3 separate regions of the Homo sapiens genome follow, and all the other regions are linked to region 1. The links are chromatin loops, found by intact Hi-C in ENCODE. Cell type or tissue: HCT116. All regions are shown on one strand.

Region 1 (8,000 bases):
CATTGTACTCCAGCCTGGGCAACAAGAGCGAAACTCTGTCTCATAAATAAATAAATAAACAAATAAACAAAACATTTTATTTTGTAGAGATGGGATCTTGCTATGTTATCCAGGCTGGTCTTGAACTCCTGGGCTCAAGCAGTCCTCCCACCTCAGCCTCCCAAAGTGCTGGGATTACAGGTATGAGCCACCACACCCGGCGTCACTTATTCTTATCTCTCTCGAAGTACCTGTGTGTATTGCACTTAATTAATGTGAATGAATTAATGAAATTACATGTAAGCTAAATTGTGCAAAACCAATGACCTTGTGTTAATACACATTTGGTTGTACAGCTCAAATGAAGTAATGCTTCCTGCTATTGTTAAAATAGTGTTGGTTGCTACTGATGTTGTATGTATGTATGTATGTATGTATTTTGAGACGGAGTCTTGCTCTGTCGCCCAGGCTGGAGTGCAGTGGAGCGATCTTGGCTCACTGCAAGGTCCGCCTCCTGGGTTCATGCCATTCTCCTGCCTCAGCCTCCTGAGTAGCTGGGACTACAGGTGCCCGCCACCACGGCCGGCTAATTTTTTGTACTTTTAGTAGAGACGGGGTTTCACTGTGTTAGCCAGGATGGTCTCGATCTCCTGACCTCATGATCTGCCCTCCTTGGCCTCCCAAGGTGCTGGGATTACAGGCATGAGCCACCGCACCTGGCCTGTTGTATTTATAAGCACCACCTCTTATATGGCAAGCCCTCTTCTGGGTACCAGGGACAGCGAGATGCAGAAGATGAGGCCATGTCCTCAAAAAGGGGAGAGACAGATGCATATTGATTACAGTGGAGTCAGAGGAGTTTTAGTGCAGGCGTGCACAGTAACCACAATGGGGCCAGCCTGGTGAGGACAGTCATGGAATCCCTGTGAATGAACTCTTAGAAGGGTCATGGAGGAGGTGAGCTGGGGTGTAGATGAAGGAGGTGAGCTGGGGTGTAGATGAAGGAGTGTGAGCTGGGGTGTAGATGAAGGAGTGTGAGCTGGGGTGTAGATGAAGGAGTGTGAGCTGGGGTGTAGATGAAGGAGTGTGAGCTGGGGTGTAGATGAAGGAGTGTGAGCTGGGGTGTAGATGAAGGAGTGTGAGCTGGGGTGTAGATGAAGGAGTGTGAGCTGGGGTGTAGATGAAGGAGTGTGAGCTGGGGTGTAGATGAAGGGCTGTCTGGGGGAGGAGCCGTGGGAAGAGGGTCATGGAGGAGTGTGAGCTGGGGTGTACATGAAGGACTGTCTGGGGGGAGGAGCCATGGGGAGAGGGTCATGGAGGAGTGTGAGCTGGGGTGTAGATGAAGAGCTGTTCTGGGGGGGAGGAGGCGTGGGGAGAGGCACAAGGCCTGGAGTGGGCACAGGCAGCTGGGAGGCTCTGTTTGACTGGGGCTGAGCGAAGGAGATGGGGGTGGCAGAAAGGGACAGTGGAGAGGCAGGTAGTCACTCAAGCACCCGCGGCCTCTGGATTTGCCTCCTGGGGCTGCAGTAACAGAGTGCCACAACCTGGGGATCCTCCAACAACAGAAATGTATCATCTCCCAGTTCTGGAGGCTGGTAGGCCGAAATTGAGGTGTCAGTGGGGCCATGCTTCCTCTGCTGGTGCTAGGGTAGAACGCTGCCTCCCTCTTCCTGCTTCTAGTGGGTCTCAGCAATTACCCCAGTCTCTGCCCTGATGGTCACGGGGCTGTCTCCACATTGTCTCCCCTCTGTGCCCATCTGCCTGTGTGTCTAGATTCCCCCTTCCCTTCTTGTTTTTGAGACAGGGTTTTACTCTGTCACTCAGGCTGGAGTGCAGTGCTGCGATTATAGCTCACTGTAGCCTGTCAGTCCTGGGCTCAAGCTATCCTCCCACCTCAGCCTCCTGAGTAGCTGGATGGGAGGATCACTGCAGGCACATGCCACCATGCCCAGCTCATTTAAAATTTTTTTTGTAGAAAAAAAATTAGCTGGGTCTGGTAACTCACGCCTGTAATCCCAGCTACTTGGGAGGCTGAGGCAGGAGAATCACTTGAACCCGGGAGGCGGAGGTTGCAGTGAACCAAGATCGCGCTATTGTACTCCAGCCTGGGCAACAAGAGTGAGACTCTGTCTCAAAAAAAAAAAAAAAAAAAATTTTTTTTTTTTTATAGGACATAGTCTCACTAAGTTACCCAGGCTGGTCTCAAACTCCTGGCCTCAAGTGGTCTCTTCTGCCTCCTGGAGGAGGCTGATGTGGGAGGATCGCTTGAGCCCTGGAGTGAGAGGCTACAGTGAGCTATGATCACAGCACTGCACTCCAGCCTGAGTGACAGAGTAAAACCCCGTCTCAAAAACAAGAGGGGGGGAAAAGAAGTTACTCAGCTTTCTGGGACATGGTTGTTGGTTTCCAGGTGGTCGTTTCCCCCCGGCTTTGTATTAGGAAAATGTTCGAATAGAAGCAGAGCGGTGACCCCGTGTCTGTACAGCCCTCGACTATCCCCGTTTTGGTCTTGTCCCCACCCGCTCCCCACCCTAAGTTATATTTGTACACTTTTTCTGACTTCCTGCAGGCTTTTTAGGCAAGTTGTGGTACAAAATCCGTTTTGTCACTTGTAGACGTTGTGACTTTGGGCCCATGACACCTTATCCCTGAGCCTCGCTTTTCATTTATAAAATTGGGGGCCTGGCACAGTGGCTCACGCCTGTAATCCCAGCACCTTGGGAGGCCGAGGCGGACGAATCACAAGGTCAGGAGATCGAGACCATCCTGGCTAATACGGTGAAACCCCATCTCTACTAAAAATACAAAAAATTAGCCAGGTGTGGTGGCGGGCGCCTGTAGTTCCAGCTACTTGGGAGGCTGAGGCAGGAGAATCACTCGAACCTGGGAGGCGGAGGTTGCAGTGAGCCAAGATCGTGCCACTGTACTCCAGCCTGGGCGACAGAGCAAGACTCTGTCTTAAAAAAAAAAAAAAAAAAAAAAAAATTGGGATGACACCTGGCAACCACCCGAGCAGCAAATGTGTGCAAAATGCTCCGCGCCGTGCCTGGCAGACACGGCTGCCAACCAGCCATGTGCCTGAGACAAGCCCTGGCAGCCTCAGACCTGGGCCCTGGCCTGCAGCTGTTCCTGTCCCTGGCAAAGACGGGTATCCCTGCTAAAGTCACTCGCCAGCCAGACCGGGCAGGGTGGTGGGGGCCCTTGGTCCAAAACACCTGCCTCTCGAGGGATGCCTGTCTGTGAGCATCTCACAGCTCCTTGCGCGAATACTGACATGTTAACAAGAGGTCAAAATTCAGGGCTCTTTAAGGAAGCTTCTAGGAAGAAACAACTGAGGAATCAAAGAGAAGAAGTGAAATGACAGTCAACAGTGGGCTGGTAAAAGCCACACAGGGCAGTGCTGCTCCAACTTCCTTGAGTTCTCAAATCTGCCCGGATCTTGCTCCAATGGGATTGGGGCTCTGCAGGCTGGAGGCTGCCTGGGGCTCTGTGTCTCTAGCAACCCCTGCCCTGCTGAGAGCAACAGCCCACAACTGGGGCAGTGAGGCAGGGGGCAGAGTGGGACCTGCGGGTCCCCCTGCATGCTTTCATATGTCCTGTGAACTAAGAGTGGGTTTTATATTATTATCATTATTATTATTATTATTATTATTATTATTATTTTGAGATGGAGTCTCATTCTATCTCCCAGGCTGGAGTGCAGTGGTGTAATCTGGGCTCACTGCAACCTTTGCCTCTTGAGTTCAGCCTCCCGAGTAGCTGCGATTACAAGCGTGTGACCTCATGCCCGGCTAGGCTAATCTTTGTATTTTTAGTAGAGACGAGGTTTCATCATGTTGGCCAGGCTAGTCTCGAACTTCTGGCCTCAAGTGATCCGCCTGCCTCAGCCTCCCAAAGTGCTGGGATTACAGATGTGAGCCACCACACCTGGCCGGGTTTTACATTTTTAAATGGTTAAAAAAAAAAACAAAAGAATAATCTTTGTGACACATTCAAATTTCAGTGCCCATGAAGTTTCGTGGGAACGGGCACGCCTGCCCTTTATTACTGTCTGTGGCTGCTGTCATAGGGCGGAATTGAGCAGCTGTGACGGGCCCCTCCCTGGGGCCAGCACAGTGCAACGTTCCCTCTCCAGCCTTGACCCAGGCCCCGCCTGTGCCCCGCGTCGCTGCAGCCGGCAGGGGGCAGCAGAAAGCCACGCGCACGCCCGGTCCGTGCAGGAGCCGCAGCGGGGACGCGGGGGATTTGCGACCCGGGCCGAAGCGGAGGTTTCCTAGCTGGGGTCTGAGATGTGGACCTGAGGCAGAACTGCCCGTGGGGGATAGCAGGAGGAGACGAGGTGGGGGTGACAGTAATCGTGCAGGCAGGGCCGGCCTCACCGGGTAGGCAGGGCAATAAGGGACAATTGGTTTGCTGGAGTGAAAGGGCAAGGCCTGCAGGCGGAGGGGTGACCCCGCAGGGTGGGGCACCCCGGAAGCCACGTGGGCCTGGACTTCAGACCACGCCATAGGGAGTCACTGAAGGGTTCCAGGTGGTAGTGTGATAGCCTCAGATTCTCTAAGAGGGATGTGGCTTTTTGGTGACTGTGCCTCAGGATACTGTTGCCACAACCAGGGACAGAGTGACAGTGAGGGCTGTAAGGCCACATAGGGCAGGAGGGACCCAGGGCAGGGTGACAGTGAGGGCTGTAAGGCCACATAGGGCAGGAGGGACCCAGGGCAGGGTGACAGTGAGGGCTGTAAGGCCACATAGGGCAGGAGGGACCCAGGGCAGGGTGACAGTGAGGGCTGTAAGGCCACATAGGGCAGGAGGGACCCGGGGCAGGGTGACAGTGAGGGCTGTAAGGCCACATAGGGCAGGAGGGACCCGGGGCAGGGTGACAGTGAGGGCTATAAGGCCACATAGGGCAGGAGGGACCTGGGGACAGGGTGACAGTGAGGGCTGTAAGGCCACATAGGGCAGGAGGGACCCAGGGCAGGGTGACAGTGAGGGCTGTAAGGCCACATAGGGCAGGAGGGACCTGGGGACAGGGTGACAGTGAGGGCTGTAAGGCCACATAGGGCAGGAGGGACCTGGGGACAGGGTGACAGTGAGGGCTGTAAGGCCACATAGGGCAGGAGGGACCTGGGGACAGGGTGACAGTGAGGGCTGTAAGGCCACATAGGGCAGGAGGGACCCGGGGCAGGGTGACAGTGAGGGCTGTAAGGCCACGTAGGACAGGAGGAACCCGGGGCAGGGTAACACTGAGGGCCGTAAGGTCACATAGGGCAGGAGGGACCTGGGGACAGGGTGACAGGGCTATAAGGCCACGTAGGACAGGAAGAACCCGGGGCAGGGTAACACTGAGGGCTGTAAGGTCACATAGAGCAGCGGGGGGGGACCTGGGGGCAGGGTAACAGTGAGATCTGGAAAGTCACATAGAGCAGGAGGGACTCGGGGCAGGGTGACAGTGAGGGCTGTAAGGTCACATAGACCTGGGGACAGGGTGACAGTGAGGGCTGTAAGGTCACATAGACCTGGGGACAGGGTGATAGGTGAGGGCTGTAAGGCCACGTAGGGCATGGGGGACCCAGGAACAGGGTGACAGTGATGGCTGTAAGGCCACATAGGGCAGGGGGATCCAGAGACAGGAGCACCCTGTGGTATATTGCCGCCCGCAGACTGCTGTGCACCAGCTGTCTCCCAGGTCTGTGCTCGCCCCAGGATGGGCAGGATGAGCAGCGTGGCTGTTTTTCTCTTGCTTCCATGGCCAGCACACTGCAGTCAGGCTGTTTTTTGCTTGGACCTGGATGTTTTCTCTCAGGGGGCTCCTGCAGGTGCTAGCTTTGGTCCCTGACCAGCTGGTCCTACTAGTTGAGTGCCCGGGCTTCAGGCAAGACTGTGTTGTACCTTTTCATTCTGTCTTAGGGAAGTATTTCTTAATGGGGAGGGGAAGGGTCACAGGTGCCTTATAGAATCCTGTGAAAGCCAGATGTCCCCCAGATGAACCCCAGAAAATGCACACAGGCAGGTGGACTCGGAACTTTAGCCATGATTTCAAAGACTCCTGCACTCGCTATGGCCAGCCTGGCTAAGGACCCTGATCTAGGGGCTGCCTTCTTCCTTTGAGGCTTGGGGCTTGGTGTTGAGAGCTTAACATCACATGCTATTTGCCCTCCCAAAGGCCAGCCCATCTGATTTTCTTACTGTCCGTGTCCTTCAGTGGGTCTTATGGAAGTGATGTTTCCATATGTAAATGGTTTTTTTGGAATGGCTGAAATCCCCCAAGCTTCGGCACAGGAGCTAGACTGCCTCCCAGGGTGGCAGGCCCGGTGTTCTGGTCTGTGTATTGGGCAGAGTGGAGCCCTCTGGGAACCTCCCTTAGCAGGAGAATGCTGCTTCCTTCCCAGCCCCCTGCTGGACGAGGACTGGTCTCTTCCTATGCATTTGGCCAGGGAACACTGTGTTCACAGAACTGGGAACATGCTGAGTTTTATTTCTGGCGTCTTAACACATCATAAAAACCTCTTTTCTTGAAACAAAAAGAGTACTATATCAGATGCAGTCTTATTTAGGAAATTATTAGCCTCTGTAACTAGAAATAAGTAGATTACAGTTTTTAAAAGATTAATTTAATCTTCATCACAAGGCAAGCTTACAGGAATAGATTCATTCCATTATGAAATGTTTCCAAAGGACGAATGGAAGATTTAGAAAATCTAATCCAATATCAACTTTTAATAAAAGTAGTCATTCCCAACAATTATGGTTTCATAATGTGTGTGTATGTTTAAATGACTTTAGGAGAGTACAATTTCCATAACATAAAATGTGTCTTTTCAGTCTACAATGCAATGATTTTGAGTAAATTTACAAAGTTGTACAACCATCTCTACACTCTAATTTTGGAACATTTCTATCACCTCAAAATGATCTCTTACTTTTTAATCACAAGAAATGATACTAGAGAAAATAATTTTAATCTACTATTTCCTGTATTTACATTAGCTAAGTGCTATTCTTAATAATAAACGCCCTCTATGGATATCTCTCGCAGGCAAACATGAGACAGTTGGAGGGCAGCTCTTGCAATCTTATCAGAAGCTGAGGTGAGTGTTACAAAGGACAGACCGTCCCTGGCCCTCCGGGGCAGGAGCGCAGAGGACACTCTGCAAGAACTTATAGGTCTCTTGACTTTCACATGTCACTGCTTTGGAATGTGACTCTTTTTTTTTTTTTTCTTTTAAAGATAAAGTTCCTGAAAAAGATTAAAGCAGAGATGTTTCCAGATTCTCATGAGAAACCTTCTAGTTAGCATAGTATTTTCTCACTAGACATTCAGCTCTACTTCTTAAATTCTCCTGAAGTGTTATAAGGAAACTAAATATTATGTTTAATTGCGCTTAAGTGAAATTCTAAAGCAAGCATGTGCTTTGATTAATCATGCCTATCTCTAACACCCTACCCAGCGCCTGGCGCGTTAGAGATACTGGTGAAATAAACATTGATAGAATTGAATAATGGCCTGAGAGATGTGAACTTCTTTGCACAAAATTCTAAAAACTGAGCAGTCATGAAGCTGGCCATAATTCACACACCTGATTACACTCAATTTATTAAAGTGTTTCTGAAAGCTCCCCACCAGCTGCTATTTTGTTTGGCCCATGGTGAAATTTTCCAATATCGAGACTTTTTCATTTTTTTCCTCCCCTGTTCTTTCCCATTTCTTTTAGCACAAGCTTCCAGTTTGCTTCGTGGTTGATTCTCACATCCACAACATTTTTGGCGCTTCTGCTGGTGTGGTTTGTGCTAAGAGAACACGGGAGCGCAGATGGGAACCAGGGGTTTCCCCGCAGCCAGGTGGCAGGTCCAGGCCGGAGCACCCAGGCTGTTTCAGAACACATGACTGAGTGGGGCGGAGTACCCAGACTTTAGGCAGCATCGCCCTCATATAGATACCAGGAAATCATGCCCCTCGTAGAGCAGCAGGTCCAAGCAGGGCTGCTGGCTATTTTTCCAAAAAGTGAGGCAGTTTAAAAAAA
Region 2 (8,000 bases), 430 kb after region 1:
CCTCTCATTTTTCATGATTACTTGAAGGCCCTGGTGGAAGCTCTGCTCCAGGACAAGGGGACGCCAGTCACCTGTGGCGCCATCTCAAGGTGGCATCGCGTGGAGCTGGGTCCTGCTCTTACTGCCGCCTGACAGCAGTGCCCAGCCTGGCTCGGTGCCTCACCTGCCCCTGCCCCACCATCAGCGCTTTCTTAACAGAATAGCAATGCCGTTCCGGTGTTCTTCCATTCCCAAGCCACTGCGTGTGTCTCTGAGGAAACTGCCCCTTCCACTGTGGGAGGTCCGGCCCTGATTAGTCGCCAGAGACACACCTGGCAGGAGGCCCATGTGGACCCTGAGAGCAGACTTAGGGCCTCTGTGGCCAGGAATTCCGGGGCCCTGGGTGTCAGGAGGGGACCAGAGGGGCACATGGTCTGTGGTGGGCACACCTCTCTGGCCTTTCGGATTCCTCAGCTGGTGGGAAGAAGTGAAGCCAGAGAGAGGCCAAGCATCACCCTCCAAAGCGGAGGCTGGGAGCAGAGGCTGCACGCTGGGCTGTGAGGTGGGGCTGCCCTGAAAATCTTTCCTGAAGATGTACCTCAACCAGGTGAAAGATGGACTGAGAATGAGAAAATGATGCTAGAACAGGGCGTGGGACTTCCCACAAGCCAGGGCTTCTCCAGATGTGGCCTATGGACTCCCAGGTCAGCACCACCTGGGACCTGGTGAAGAACGCACCCTGGCAGGCCTCGCCCCAGACCCGGGAATCCTAGAGAAGGGGTGGCCCAGCAGTCTGTGTTTCCACAGGTCCCGAGTGCTTCTGATGCAGCTGCTGAGCAGACCCCGCTCATCTCAGGAGTCCCGAGGACACTCGCTTCCCTGCAGCCCGTCCGCCCTCCATAAGCCTGGGGGCATCTGCCCTGCAGCACTGGGGAGGAGCCACCTCCTTGTCTGGGAACAGCCAAGCCTCCGTGACAGCTGAGGATTCTTGTGGATTGTTCTTTCTGTAACTGGACAGCACATCCGGAATTCCTTGCCATAGCTCTGTGCCTTGCTGGGGTCTGAGGTTCACAGGTCAGATGCTGCTGTCTGGTCCTTCCCAATTGCGGCGTGAATTCCTTCATCCTCACCAGTAGCTTCTTGCTCTCCCCAAGGGAGGCACGTGCTTAGTAGGGAGAGAGGCCTACCAAGGTTGCCATCTGCCATGGGCTCAATTGTGTCCCCAACCCCCCTGCAAATTATATATTGAAGTCCTCGCCCCCAGTACCTCAGAATGTGGTTGTACTTGCAGACAGGGTCTTTAAATAGGTGATGAAGTCAGTATGAGGTGATTAGGGTGGGCCCTAATCCACGATGATGGGAGTCCTTGTAAGAAGGGAGTAGGACACAGACATGTATGGAGGGAAGACGCGGGCAGAGGAGGGCTGTCTGCAAGGCAAGGAAAGGGGTCATCGGAAGACAGCAACCCTGCCACACCTTGATTTTGGATTTCCAGCTTCCAAAATGGAAAGAAGATGATTTTTTTGTTGTTGCTGCTCAAGCCCCCCAGTCCGTGGCAGTTTGTCATGGCCACCCCAGGTGACCAAGACGCCATTCCATCTGACCTGCTCCCTGGGCCTGTCTTTCTGTCTGGGTGTCTGGTTTTCCTGCTGTGCTTTGTAACCCCCGGATCTGATTCCTGACCTCCGTCTTATTTGGTGTTTACAGCAGCCACTCCTTGGCACGCTTTGCTGTTTTGATAAGTGTAACTTTTGTCCCTTCCCCTAAATACTAAAGAAAGTTGCATCAGGTTTAAGAAGCATCCCTTCCTCTCAGTCGTGGCTGGGGATTCCTCGGCCACCACATTCTGTTATTAATGGCTTATGTTGTGTGTGGTCCTCTGGTCTCTTGTTGGTCTTTGAATGTTTTCTTATCCAAGCCTACAGGGTGGTAGCCCCACCTCTAGTGGCCCCTAGCTGTCTTTAATCTTGTGTATGAAATTAAAATATCCAGGACCATGAAAACTGAGTGCTGAGAGGCTCTAATTGTGGCATATTTTACAAACACACGTGCACCCATGAAGACTTTTGGTTGAATTACAATTGTATGTGGATATACCTGCCTCTAGTACACAGCACACTGAGTTTTTCTAGGATGGGGGCTGTGTTATTTTTCTCTCTGTAGTCCCAGACTTAGGAGGATGCCTGGAATTTTCTAGGTGTGTAATTGTTATTTTTTTTTTTTGAAAGAATGGATGTTTATGAGGGAGTGGAAACTCCAAGTTTAAAGAAACAAAACCATAATTTCCCATAATTTCAGCTTTACCAAACTTTCCTACCCAAAGGCCGGGACTTATCTCTTGACACAAAACTTTGTAAATAGATTAGACCGCTTGTGGTCATTCTTGGAGCAGCTTCTCTCTATGCACTTGACTTCTGAATGCAACATTGATTTTGATTCTTCACCCTCCTCTCTTTTTACTTTGGCCCCTTTCAGGGTACACAAACTGCTGTCAAGGTCAGATTCATGGACAGGATCCAGGAACAACCATTTCCCACCCTGGGCCACACAGAAGAAAAAGATACTTTGTGATTTCTGGTGCAAAGCAGAGATGAGGCTTTGTCTTGTGGCTGGAAGAGAGAGGGGGCTTGGGCAGAGAAGCTGGCAGAGAGGGTCCAAGGCAGGGGACGGGAAGGCTCTGGCACCCTTCCAGAGAGGGCACCTGTGGGAGGAGTTGTGAGGGGCTGGGCTTTGTGAGGCCTGGGGCCCAGGCGATCAGGCGATCCTGCTTTGGAGGCAGAGATGGCGCAGTGCCCCGGAAAATGGAGAGGAGGCCCTGCCCTCCACCCCACGCCTGTGGCAGCGGCAGGGAGTCTGTGGCACCGGGGGCTGGAGCAAGCACCGAGGGCAGAAGGGGCGGCGGGTGGCTGTGGGCAGGACACACGGGAAGGGTTTGGCCACAGTCCACACGGGACGCCCCTGGGGTTCCAGCCACAACAGGGAAGGCTGCGAGGCAGGGCTGAGGGATGGCTCCTGCAATGTGGGTGTTGTTGCTGACCAGCCCTGGTTCTCGCCTCAGCCACCTCCCTGCCACAAAGGCTATGATATTTTCCCCCAGGAAAGTCAATGTGGCTGCACAGACATTTCTTATAAAGCTACATCACACCCCCACCAGGGGCTGCATTACAGGTATTAGGATCCCCATTGCTCCTTTCCACCACATCTTCCCTGGTGCCCCTTCGCTCGTCATTCACAGTGGTGTCCTGCCCTTCCTCCCGGCTCCTTACACCTTCATTTTCTCCAGCATCCGCTTAGTATTGATTTCTCTCGTGTTTTCACATATTGGTTTTGTTTGCTGAGCCAGATCATGGGGAGCTCTGTGAGGATGGGGAGCTTGTCTTACATATCTTCCTCATTTTCTATACCCAAACACCTACCACATGGGAGCACACAGCTGCCACTCAGGAATTGCTTGGTGGGTTGAATGAATGGCTTAGAAAGCAGAGTTCTTCCTTAGTTCGTTTTCTTTCTTTCTTTCTTTCTTTCTTTCTTTCTTTCTTTCTTTCTTTCTTTCTTTCTTTCCTTCTTTCCTTCTTTCTTTCCTTCTTTCTTTCTTTCTTTCTTTCTTTCTTTCTTTCTTTCTTTCTTTCTTTCTCTTTCCTTCTTTCTTTCTTTCTTTCTTTCTTTCTTTCTTTCTTTCTCTTCTTTCTTTCTTTCTCTTTCTTTCTTTCTTTCTTTCTTTCTCTTCTTTCTTTCTTTCTTTCTTTCTTTCTTTCTCTCTCTCTCTTTCTTTCTTTCTCTTTTTTAAATGTAACTTTCATTTTAGGTTCAGGGGAACATGTCCAGGTTTGTTATACAGATAAACTATGCAGGTTTGTTGTACAGATTATTTCATCACCCAGGTACTAAGCCTAGTATCTATTAGTTATTTTTCCTGATCTTTGTCCTCCCACTCTCCACCCTCCGATAGGCCCGTGTCTCTTGTTCCCCTCTATGTGTCCTCAACATTTAGCTCCCACTTCTAAGTCAGAACATGCCTTGTTTGGTTCTCTGTTCCTGCATTAGTTTGCTAAGGATAATGGCCTCTAGCTCCATTCACGTCCCTGCAAAGGACATGATCTTGTTCCTTTTTATGGCTGCATAGTGTTCCATGGTGTATATGGACCACATTTTTTTTTATCCAGTCTACCATTGGTGGGCATTTACGTTGATTCCACGTCTTTGCTATTGTGAACAGTGCTGCAATGTATACACACATGCATGTGTTTTTATGGCAGAACGATTTCTATTCCTTTTGGTGTATACTCAGTAAATGGGATTGCTGGGCCGAATGGTATTTCAGACAGATTATTTTCTATAGAGACGAATCCTGGTCGCAGCCGAAGCAGCATGCCCCCTCCTTTCCCAGCTCAGCCACACACCCCGCTTATCTCCTGTTGCTGTTTCAAACACCCTCCCGCCTTTCCACCGCAAAGACCCTGCGCTTTGCGAAGATCCTCACTAGGGAATTTTGGAGACAGAACCTCTGAGAGCTGTCACCTCAGCTCGGGTTAGAAATCAATTCAGATTTCTGTGGGCAGCCTGAGTCCTGAGTGCACACCCAGACTTGCCTTTTCTTGCACACAATAGGCACTCAAAGTTTGCTCAATAAACAAGTAAATCAAGAGAAAATAATAAAAAGAGAGAACCCTCTTATTTGACTAAAGGAATGAGTTTGTATGTATTAGTTGCATACCCACCACATGCATATTGTAGTTGAACTGTTTTAGGATCCATGGGGGAGAATGGCCGTGCAGCTTGGCCCAAGTAGCTCTTTGCCAACAGGGAGGAGGCTGTCGCTATTGCCACCACTTCTTTACCACGATGGCTCTCTGTTTCCCTCTGGTGGTAGATCCATGCCCTGCAGTGGATGTTTCTACGATTCCCACAAGGTTAAATTTGAGCAGAATGGATTGTTAAATCTTGAAGGTCCTTACAGGTCTGTGATTACAGAGTTTCCCCAGCTAGACTATTGTGACACAATCTGGAAAGCCTCTGAATTCTTTACAAGATTAAAAATTGGTTTAAATTTTGATGAAAGTGAAAATATAAGCATCTTATGGGAGATGTGGATGATTGCTTTCCAATCACGTCCTGCACTGCAGTTCTGTTTTCACATTTGCCAGCACAGCCTGGGCTCCCTGTACCAGTAAAAGTTTTGCAGTTCGAAAACCGCAGCACACTATGGAATAAGCAAGCCCAGCGCAAAAGGCTTGTGCCTTCAGTCCACCTTCAGTGATGGGTGGCAATTCAGTTTCAGAAATGCGACATCCTCTCTCATGTTAGTTTGGCCAATTGAACTCTAATGATTTTAGTGTTGTTACTAATTACTTTAAAAATGTACTTTGGTGATACTTAAGCGCTATATGTCCAGCTTACACCTTATTTTATAATTGTGTATTTTTATGTGTTATTACAGTAAAAATGAAGTAATTCAAATGTGGAGGTCTGCAGGTTTTCCCTTTAACACTGGGTCAAGTGTTGAGCTTGTGTGAACAACAAATGATGCAACTGAGGTCCAGATGAATATGTCAGTGTAGCAGCATCATGTATTTGATTGAGGGCAGACCCAGGAATGCACACATAGAGCAGGTGTTCAAACTCCCAGTCCTGCATTCTCTCCACCAGGCCATCCAAATTGTCTGGATTCAAGAAAATCTATTTTGGTATTGATGAACTCCACTCTTTGCTTCCTTTTATCGGTGGAGACTGGATCTGTAATCACTTAAAAATAATCGACATTGAGATTAATTACTTCTTTTCATGTTGATTCAAGTCACAATGTATTTCATGTTGTCTGTAGCATTTTGCTTAACAATATTAAAATTATGTGATTCTTGCCCAAGAACAGCTTATAATTACATGCAGTGGGGAGAGGAGAGACGTATATGGAAATGTAAATAATTAACGGATAGTGTAGCAAGGCAAAGCTGTCACTGTTTTTCATTGTTTTCATTCTTTGTATCCCAGCAGTAACCTTTCTGAAAGTCTCCTAGGAAGTCAAGAAGGAAGCCCCAGTCCTCCTTGTCTCAGGTGTATCTGTCCAGGGGTCACTGCTCATTTCTGTGTGGGAGAATATGGCATATGAGCCTCAGGAGGAGGGTGGCCTGAAAGACACACTGCTCATGAGGTCTTATAGCATATAAGGGCTCTTTGGGAAGAATCAAACCCCCCAATCCCCGAGGCTGGGGTTTCCTTCTCTCAGAGCTGGAGAGCAATTTCTCTGCCACCAGCGCTGACGATTTGCCTTGGCTTGGAAAGCAGCAAGCTCTTATTGTGGCTGGCCAGGCCAGGGGACCCGTCACCAATGGGGCTGCACGTGCCAAAGCACTGCCGCCATGGAAGTGTGTGCCTGCTTGTGCACAGTCTGTGCATACACCAGTGTGTGCACATGCATGTATGCAGGCGTGCACGTGTGTCTGTGTGCACACACATATGTGCATCCACACTGGAGGCGAGGCCAGCTTCCTCACGTGTGGGACATGCAGCAGCTCTGGGTAGAGTCTGTGTTTTTCAGGCAGTGAGTGATACTTCATCTGGGGGCCCTGCAAGTTGGGAGTGGGGTATTCCTGAGTCATTTTGGCCTCTCAGACATTATGTGACTCCAGTGTAATCCCCAAACATGGGCCTTTGCTGCTTCCAAGTTCCAGGATAATTAGCTATGAATGTGCTGAGTGTTTTTGAAATTGTGGCCACCTATCTCTAGGACCTAAGAGTCCTCTATCTACAGTGTCAGGGAGTGTGTAGGCAAAGGTGACAGAGCGTGTGCAAACTAAGATAGTCCCTCTCCTGTCATGTATGCATTATCCACTCACCCCCAAACAATGGCTTTTGATAATTTCTCACCACTTGGTGGGCAGGCTGGGCCAGGTGGTCTAGGATGGCACCCTCCTGTGGCCTGTGGTTGGCCGATGGGAGCTAGGGCAACGTGTGGCTCATCCCCCGGCTGGCTGACTGGCCTGGGCTCCTCCTTCATGCGGTGCTGGGGCAAGGCTCCCTCACCTGTCACCTTGTTGATGTCCCACTGGCCAAGCCCAGCTTCAAGCGGGGTGAAGACATACTTCACCTCTTGACAGGAGTGTCCACCAAGTCATGTTGCAGTTGGGGGGAGGGGGCATAATTGAGGACTTGTTAGGAATCTCCCTGCTTTGCAGCTGAACAGCAAAGATGAAGACATGGACCCCACCCTCACACGATTCAGAGTCTGGGCTGGGGGTCAGGTTGAGGACTGGATGGGGACTATACCGGCCCCGTGACCCACCATCAGAGTTGACTAAAGGCCAATAGGGCCCTTAGGGTGACACAGAAGTGGGCCCCACAGGGTGACATAGAAGATGCTGGGGGCGGGCTGCAAAGGGCAGGGGGCCCGTCCATCAGTGGAGAAACGGGCACAGCAAGCGCCATGTCAGGGGAATGGTGGGGAGGGGTTGGGAGAGGGCTGGTTGGGGCAAAGGAGGCAAATTAGGCCACCAAGCTGTGGCTAATTTGACCTTATTACAGAAAGGGTGGTATGATATTGTTATTGCTTTTAATCAGTTTCACGTTCTTGTTCAGGTAACTCTTGAACTTTTACTTATAATAGCTCTAGCAAATTTACCGAAAGTTTCTGTTTCTCTCTCTTTCTCCATTTCTGGCATTTATTGGTGCAACTGACAGAGTAGAATGAAAAATATGTGCATGAGTTTATACCCCAAGTCCAGGGATGATTTATGTAATCCTTTTTCCATTTCAGATGCATACTGATGTTTCTGTGGGAGTTACATTTATTATCCCAATTATATGGTGAAAGGGAAAACACATTTATACATTCATAGCTGAGGGGGTTGCAACTTCAGCTTTTCTGATTAAATTTGGCACGAGGATTGTGGCGACATTGAAAGCTGAAATTGCTGGAGATATTATTTATTGTGGCCTGCAGGCATTGTAGCAGAAATGGAATTTTACTTGAAATCGTAAAGAAAAAAAAGGCCTGAGGATTTCGGGATGCACAATTGCGTGGATGT
Region 3 (8,000 bases), 400 kb after region 1:
GATCGATCTCGCCAGGCTCTGTGTGCTAACCCTGGCCCCTCTCTGCTGCTTGCCAAGAGGCCCTCTCCGCATTTCAACCCAGGGACCACTTGCAGCCTAGAGTGGGTGTCTCCCTGCAAACCTGTGTCACCTACTTGTCTGGCTCATCTGCCTGTCTCGTCTGTTGTAACGCACGTGGTCTCTTTCATTTCCACAGCCCCAGCATAGTGCCTGGAAGTGGGACGTGCAGGCACTATGGAAAAAGGACTTGGGTGGTTCCGAAGGGAAACCAGGCAGTGGAGGCAGAGGCAGGGAAATAGAACCACAGTGAATGGATGAAACCTTCACAGATCTGTTGAACGACCTTTGATCTTTTATGTGCCTTGCTTGATTTGCTTTCCACTGAGGTCACCTGCATTTCTCTCAACCTATCCTAGCCCTCACCACAGCCAGTCTGAAGTCAGATGGCAAAGTTGTGGAGTGTTAGAAAAAGCAGTGGCTGGTGGAGCAAATGGGGGTTGGGGGAGTGGTGGGGACATGACTCCCCCTTGAGGGCCCTGCCCAGCTGTTCCACAGCAGCCTGGCTGGCCCCTTCCTAGGCAGCCTCTTTGTCTTAGCAGCGTCTTTCCAAGGTCAGCAGGCTCTTTCGCGATAAGAGCGGACATTGCTGAGCCCTGACTCTGTACCCGCCGGTGTTCTAGAAGAACCTGCACTTGATCCAACAAAGCAGAGAGTTCTTGGGTCCTTTTCTTTCCTTTTCCTTTCTGAAACTGTATAATAAACACATAAAAGTAAAAAATATTTACAATACCTTATAACAAATGCCAGATGCTATGTATTCCCTGTCTACTGGCTGGCTGTTTTGGTTTTTCTATTGAGATTTTGCTCTTGAGTGGTAGTAAAATGCCATTTTCCCTCTGTGATTCTATCATTAGTTTCCCAATAATTTCTTTAATAATAATAATATTTGGTATTTTAGAAGGTTTAGAGTTCAGAGCACTTTCCCCCTCATCATCTCACTTGATTTTAATTCTCGTCTACCTCATGAATAGGGCAGGAATCCTCACCCCCTGCGTACAGAAGGGGGACCAGAAGCTCAGAGAAAGAAGGGGCAAACTGAAGGAATCACTGGCAGCAGAAGGACATAAATCAGGCCCCAGATTCTCAGTTTGCCCTGTTGTGCACATCAACAATTCTTATCTTTTCATTACATTTGTTGATTTGGTTGATCTCATCAGAGACCGTCATCTAAAGAGTCAGTTGTATTCAGGCCATGCCAGAATGTTCTGTTTGTGGACACAGTGAGCTAAGGCGGTGCCTCTGGGCTCAAGAGAAACGCCGCAGCAGGGCAGGAGGCAGGACCATGCTGCCCATGTGTTAGCTCGTCTGCAGGGCCAGGCGTGTGGCGGGTTCCAGTCTCCGAGTGTGGTGGTAGGCTCAGCGCTGGGAAATTTCACGTCTCAACACATCTCTTGGGAAAAAGGACTTGGGTGGTTCTGAAGGGAAACCAGGCAGTGGAGGCAGAGGCAGGGAAATAGAGCCCCAGTGCATCTGCAAGTGTAGCTGAGGGTGCAGCGTGGTGGAAGCACTTTATAGTCTACACCAGGATTTCTTAAACAGGAGTCTGAGGATTGCTTCAAGGGGGAGAGGGGCAGAGATTGTTTTTTTTTTTTTTTAAAGAAGCAGATTCTCAAAGGGCTTCATTCATGTCCTCCCAAATATTGAGGACTCACTCTTTAGTAGGAATTCCATGAATAAAGGAATAACATATGACATCTGAAGTGGAGTTGTCCCTTATTATCCTGTTTGTTTTCAAGGTAGCCTCACAAATTCAAATGGCGTCCCCTGCACCCTTCAAACTCGCCCTGGCATTCAGAACGCTGCTATTCTCTGCTTGGAAGGGTCCTCGCCTGGCACAGCAAACTCCCATGTTTACCAGAATCCGACTCAAATCTCACCTCTGGGTGGTGCCTCCTTAGACCCCTGGGAAGACCTGGGTACCCTCCTCTAAGCCTGCCCAGCACCCTCTCTGTCTCTAACACCTGTCTCCCTGTCCTGTAGTGACTTGCTCACCTGTCACTATGTTGGAACACCTTGCTGTATTCATTTTCCCATCCCCAGCATTGATCTCTGTGCCAGGTTCACAGAAGGTGTCCAGGAGATCGCTGTGTGATTGACAGTCTGGAAGCTGGGCTATTAAGGGCAGTTGTCCAGCCAAATCTGAGTGAAACTGGGTCAGGATTTAAAGATGTGGTTAGTCTGATTCACATAGACTCTGTAAATGTCACTGAAGATTATCACTGGCATTTGGATGGTGTGGTCTCTGTGACCACAGGGCAGAAAATTCAATTATTCAGCACTTGCTGTATGCAAAGCACTCTACGGAATCCCATGAGTAGGAGGAAGTCTCAAAGAGGATGAAGACATTGCCCCTTCTTCCAGGAGATGTTTAAGTTCTATTTGATTGGGTCAAGCTCATATAAAATTCAAGGTTTTGAGGCTTGGTCTCATGATCAGACTAGCCAGCTTGGGCCAGAAGTGTTTTGCGCTTGGATACTCTCACAGGTACACTTCATATTCTCAAACTAAACATCTGGTAACACAGAGCAGTTGGCAAGATAATCAGGTTTCTTTTTGTAGGTCTTCGGAAGGAGAACAATTGGATAGTATGAGGGGATCATTTGCCAATTATAGATAGTAGCCCTGGAAAGCACTGGAGAGACCTGGGCCCTAACACGGGGGAAAAGTTCAGAAATTCATCGACGGGAGCGGAAGTTAGACACATTTTAATTTCACGTGCTGTCTTGAATACTGTGTACCACGGCAGCGTCTTTACTCGAGACTCAAAATCATTTGACTCTTCTACAAACTGGATTCCCATTCAAGATTTTCTCATTCTCCTCTACTGTGGATATTAGCTTGGAATAGATCATTAGCGTCCATATAGAATTTGAAATCTTTATTTGAAGTTATAACCGCTAAAAATGATTGTTAAAATCATGGTGTGTAGATTCAGATATGAGGTTCCCAGATAGCAAATTTAAGCCTTCTCTAACCACACCCCTTAAAGGGCCTCTGCGGACACCTCCACCCCCTTGTGAGACCCAGGAGTCTCTTCCAGAGTGCAGTAGCAGAGGAGTGGCTTCCCCGGGGAACAAATACTGCGTGGTGCACCGTGGTCCCGACCAGACACGCTGGCCCTCCTGGAGGCCTCAGGCATTACTTAGACCTTCAGCCAAGTCTCTCTTCTGTTTGGAGAGCTTGGGAAAGCAGTTTTCATCTCCTAATGGAAAATGAAAATCTGTCATCACCTTTCACATCATCAGCCTCCTGGAGCCCCCTAGTCCGTCTGACTGCAGTTATGTCCCAGATAATGAGGCTTCAAGCAAGCCCCCTAAGTGCACAGCGCTGCAGGCTCAGCCCTCTCTGCACTCCTCTTTCTTCCCCGCCTTCCTCTCTTCTGGATCTGGATCCCCCCACACCTGCTCAGTCACCAACAGCAACCTGCCGGGTATCAGCTACCCCACTCTGGGGTGGCGGTGGCTCGGGTGAGGACAGGGCTGTGCCTGCAAATGGCCCCCTCGGGCCTTTCTCCCTGTCCCATCGCTCCCTGCTTCTTTCACAAAAGTCAACATCACAGCCTGTAACCCAAAGGCTGATAGGATGTGCGGATAACAGCTATATAACCTTAATTCTCAAACGATGGGAGACAGCCAGGGAATTTCGTGTCAGCTATCCACTGCTGTGGCTCCGTGGAAATGCTTCCAGCACAAACAACCTGTGTACACTGCAGAACCTTTCACTCAGGAGGGAGGTCTGAGCACGGCTAGTTTTTGCTGCCTCGGAAGGGGTCAGGGCTCCCTCTGCAGGGAGCCCGTGGTTCTGCCGCAGCAGCGGAGCCTCCAGCGCCAGTCGGTGACCCTCCTGCCCATGCCTGGGAGGATGTGAGCTCTGGTGCCCCAGGCAGCCTGGAATTGTGCCCTGGGAGTGGGGCTGGGGCAAGGGAGAGGCTGCAGTGTCATTACAGGGATGTCCTCCTTTCCTGGAGGTCACTTTGGGCTTGACCACGGGCTGTCCACTGCCTGGCGTGGTCTCTGATTTGCTGCTCTCTGCGGACCCTTGGTTGTGCTCTTTCGGGCTTATCTAACCTTACTCATGCAAAGACCCGAAGCTCTGGCATTCCCCATATCTGACCTGGGATCCCTAGTCTTTCTCATTATCTGTGCTACCCCCTCCCAGAGTGTCCCGGGGAGAATCACCGCATCCACTTCCTGAGGTGGGTTTGATGAATGATGCAATGTGGCTATGGTGAGGGCGTCTGGCCTGTGGCAAATGCCCAGTAACTGGCTCAAGCTTTTGTTCTGCCTGGTCCCGCCTGGCTGGGAGCCTTAGGGAGGGATATTAATGCTTATCCAGTTTGGGCCAATTCAGTAAAGAAAACTTTAAACTTAAACAACCCTCTTAGATGGACTGCATTTTACTTTTGTGAATTGGGTTTTTTTTTTCCCCTGCTCTTTGGTTGTTTTTGGAGTATAATAACATGATGCCAAAAATACCTTGGTGATTCGTGAACAACCTGATGTTTTGCCCCTGGGCTGCCACGTGTCTGAGGACAAGCTGGGTGCTGCTTACACCTGCATAGTTCCTCCGGGCAGCAGGCTCACACTCTGCTGCTGTCATGTAAAGCACCCTAGAGATGAGATCAGCCAGGCAGGCTGAGGTTAGGCCTCTGTTCATGGAGAGGCTCAGTGCCTTCATGGGCTCCCTGGCAGCGGTTCAGTGTGGTGGGTTTTCACCTACCTGGTGTGTGGCCGTGCCTTGCCTAAAATCTTGTCCAGTCCAGCAGCTGGCACTGAGGAGCAGCTCTGAGCCAGGTTCCTGAGCTGTGGGAACAAACAAAGCAGGGCTGATCATTGTCTTGCTTGGTAGGAAACGGCAGCTGCACTTAAGGCACTCATGTAAAAAGTGTGTTCCTAAACAAAATGGAGAAAACCAAATTGTCTCCTTGTTATCCTCTGCTCTGCTGCACTGCCTGGAAGGGACTTACACCTAAATTCGGAATAAATACATTTATCAACGAGGTCCCAACTCTCGGACCATTGGTGAATGGCCAGGGATGCCTGATTAGATGATAACATAAGACAGTTCCGGCAGAAAGGGGCGGGCTGTGGACCCTTCTGAAGCTCCAGTGGTTGAACTACTGGATTCAACTTAAAACATCAGTCCATTTTTGCATTAAGTGAAAGCAGTAGTTGTGCAAATCATTGTACTCACACTGGCCGAGGAAGCACCAGGGACCGAAAAGGACAGGGTGGAAATCTCCCTCCCCAGCCCTCTCTTAGCCTGCTTGGTGTGATCAGGACTCTTGATTTCTGGGTCTCCAATGCAGTGACTCTAACTCTGAACATTGGCTGTGTTTCCAGCCCCTTTCATGTGTGGCTATTTGACAACCAGTAAGCAACACTTTGACTTCATTTCTGCAAAATAAAGATCACCATTGTTTTCTCGACTGTGTCCAGCTGTGTTTATTTTAAAGTACCTTGTTTTCCATTTTATTGAGAATGGCTACAGAACTCTGCCATATGCTCTGCATTAATGAGAGGGCATCTGTTCCATCCCATCGTGCTTGGTCAACATCTCACACACTCTGTTTACTCCTACTTTATAAGCAATAAGGAATCTCCAACAGATAATGGAAGAGTTGCTTCTTTCCAGACTGGAGGTGGCTTCGTGCAGAAGTGGAGAAGTGAGCACCCTCCCTGGCCCCTGTGAATCAGGTCTTCCTGGCCTGGGCTCATTGGATTTTAGTCTCATGTTAAAAGGACCCAATTCCTGCCAGGTGTGGCATTAGATTTCACTGAGAGTAGAAATCCCTAAACATCGAACCCCCTGATAATCAAATGCAAAAACTCATTCCAAAGACAAACAGAAATCATATTCATTGTCAAAAATCACATGGACCTTCCAGGATAGGAAAGAACAAGGAAGATGGTCAGGTTTTACCCCTCAGATGATCTTATAGGGTAAATGAGGAGTCAGAATACATATGAATACAAAGAGATGAACTGCAAAATCAGGCTGCAAATGATCAAGCTGTGGTGAATCAGGTAGACCAGAAAGGTCCTCTGAAGAAGCCGTGCTGGTGGGCTGGGCCAGGTCTCTCTCCAGCACGGTGCGCCCAGACCAGGTCCAGGACAAAGCTGGATGATTGAACTAGAGAAAAAAAAAAAAGACAACCAGGTGTGGCTTTTTGAGTGAAGAATGAGCCTCTTCTGTCTAAGATGCCCCATCTGTGTCCTAGCTAATGCCTAGCACCACCCTTATAAGGCAGGAGAATAGGGAATTAGGGTAACCAAGGGTTAAGGCATAAGCAAAGGAACAGCAGGTGCAGCCAGTTCTAGGCAAGATTAGGCAGCATACAGGCCACAACCTCACTCCTGTGATAACAAAACGGAAGTTTCCACTTCAGCCTCTGATTGGTTGGGGGCCCATCCATCATAGCGGGTAACCAATTGGAGGCCTCTAAAGGGAATCTAGGGGTGTTACCAAATTATTTCAGCTTAACAAAAACCCCAAAGAACATTCTAAATGGGGCTCTTGAGCTGCTTCGTTGATCGAGCCAACTCTCACTCTATAGAGTGTACTTTCACTTCAATAAACCTGCACTTTCGTTGCTTCCTTCCTTTGTTGCTTTGTGCATTTTATTAAATCCTTTGTCCAACACGCCAAGAACCTGGACAACTCACAGTCACGACTTCCTATCTGGTAACACTCATTCCTTTGCAAAATGTTTCTTGATCTCTGTTAAAAGGCAAGTACATGGTAAGGTGCTCTTATTCATGTACTCCTCCAGGTGAATGATTTGATGTCTTCCCTTCCTAAAACCAGGTTTTTATGGGAGAGGAAGAAGTGGGGAGTATGAAGACCCCAGGAAAAGAGTTTTTAAAGAGGAGGAGATCCAATTTCACACCTTTGAGTAGTCCAGCTCTGGAATCCAGTACAGGATTTTTGGAAGATTCACCAAGATCCATCTTTCCTTTTCCTGCTATTCTTTCCAAATAGGTAAAGAAGTAGCTGAGGGAAACGCAGCTTTGTGAGGGAAGCCTGGAGCGTGAGAAATCTGCTCACACTGGATTCTGCCTCGGGCTCGACAGAATGTCACAGCAGACCCGCGATGTGACAGGCTCACTGGTGTACACACGGCTGTGTCGGCCATGGCCCTGTCAGGTGGGTCAGGAAGGAAAGGCCCCCCAGTTCATACTTCTGAGTCATCGGTCAGATAGGAATCACGTTCTTTTTTTTTTTTTTTTTTTTTTCACTCACACAGCTACCCTGAAGCTTCAGATCTACTTCCTGGCTCAGACCACCTGCAACACACTGGTTTGGCATCTAGCGGGTTGTGCTTGCAGAACAGCAGGCTGGCTCCGTGCACCTGCTCAGTGGGGCTGGGCTTTAGCAACCTGCATTGAGGCTGCTCTTCTTAACTTTTCTCTAACTTGCTTCATGAAAGTTAATTCTGCTGGGACCCCACGAGGCAGCGGAGAGCCCACTCTGCCCATGATTGGTGCCCTGGGCTGGCACGCAGAGTTTAATGGAGGAGCCCGGGAGAGAGGGATGCCTGAGAACCAGGGATGTGGGCTGGAGCAGTGCCACCTCCTCTAACTCACCCGCAAGCCCAGCCAACCGGCTAAACCTTCCCCACAGAGCCTCAGTCTCCTTATCTGTAAAATGGGTATGCCTTGTGTTTTCCCCTGCGTTTCCTTGCTCCCCTTGGGAATATGACAGTAGTTGAAGTCAGCTTTCTAAGCCTTGTCTTTTATGAAATGTAATGCTTTATTTTCTCGTGAAAAGAAATGAAGCTATCAGAGACCAGGCGGGAGATTTTTTTGAGCGTAGAGTGAAGAGTTGCTCTTCCTTTCCTGCCCTCAAAATGTTCCTACAACCTTGCTCTTTAATGGGAAGTATTTTTTTTTTCAGACATAGTATTAGAGTGATTCTGTATATCTAACACCTTCATCAAA

The links. A loop is a pair of places that touch in the nucleus more often than their neighbours do. Peaks named below come from ENCODE experiments on the same cell type or tissue, not always from the same donor. Only the 100,000 strongest peaks of a DNase experiment are listed, where the experiment ranks them.
Region 2: a loop joins it to region 1, with 7 times the contacts of the local background. A loop is called at or near these places in 37 of 110 quality-filtered maps.
Region 3: it touches region 1 in a loop (7-fold over the local background); 33 of 110 quality-filtered maps call a loop at or near these places.

What each region holds. Positions count from the first base shown.
Region 1 is chr6:158,700,215-158,708,214 of GRCh38, forward strand. SYTL3 (synaptotagmin like 3) reads left to right here. Exons shown (of 18, transcript NM_001242394.2): 7 at 7,016-7,067. Among named protein-coding and RNA genes, the nearest start is that of SYTL3, 54 kb to the left of the region's middle. RefSeq lists enhancers at 4,636-4,685, 7,533-8,000. In HCT116, CTCF peaks have their summits at 4,167 (motif pointing right) and 6,368 (motif pointing left); DNase peaks (open chromatin) are centred at 4,097, 4,441, 6,367 and 7,107; H3K4me3 peaks cover 2,031 bases; H3K27ac peaks cover 5,999 bases.
Region 2 is chr6:159,130,078-159,138,077 of GRCh38, forward strand. No RefSeq gene overlaps it. Among named protein-coding and RNA genes, the nearest start is that of FNDC1, 35 kb to the right of the region's middle. In HCT116, a CTCF peak has its summit at 4,849 (motif pointing left); DNase peaks (open chromatin) are centred at 4,844 and 5,146; H3K4me3 peaks cover 378 bases.
Region 3 is chr6:159,100,443-159,108,442 of GRCh38, forward strand. LOC112267968 reads right to left here. Exons shown (of 5, transcript XM_047419645.1): 2 at 4,780-4,862. LOC124901449 reads left to right here and starts at 6,570. Exons shown (of 5, transcript XR_007059837.1): 1 at 6,570-7,206; 2 at 7,307-7,711. RefSeq lists a silencer at 7,338-7,407. In HCT116, a CTCF peak has its summit at 3,851 (motif pointing left); DNase peaks (open chromatin) are centred at 3,838 and 6,479.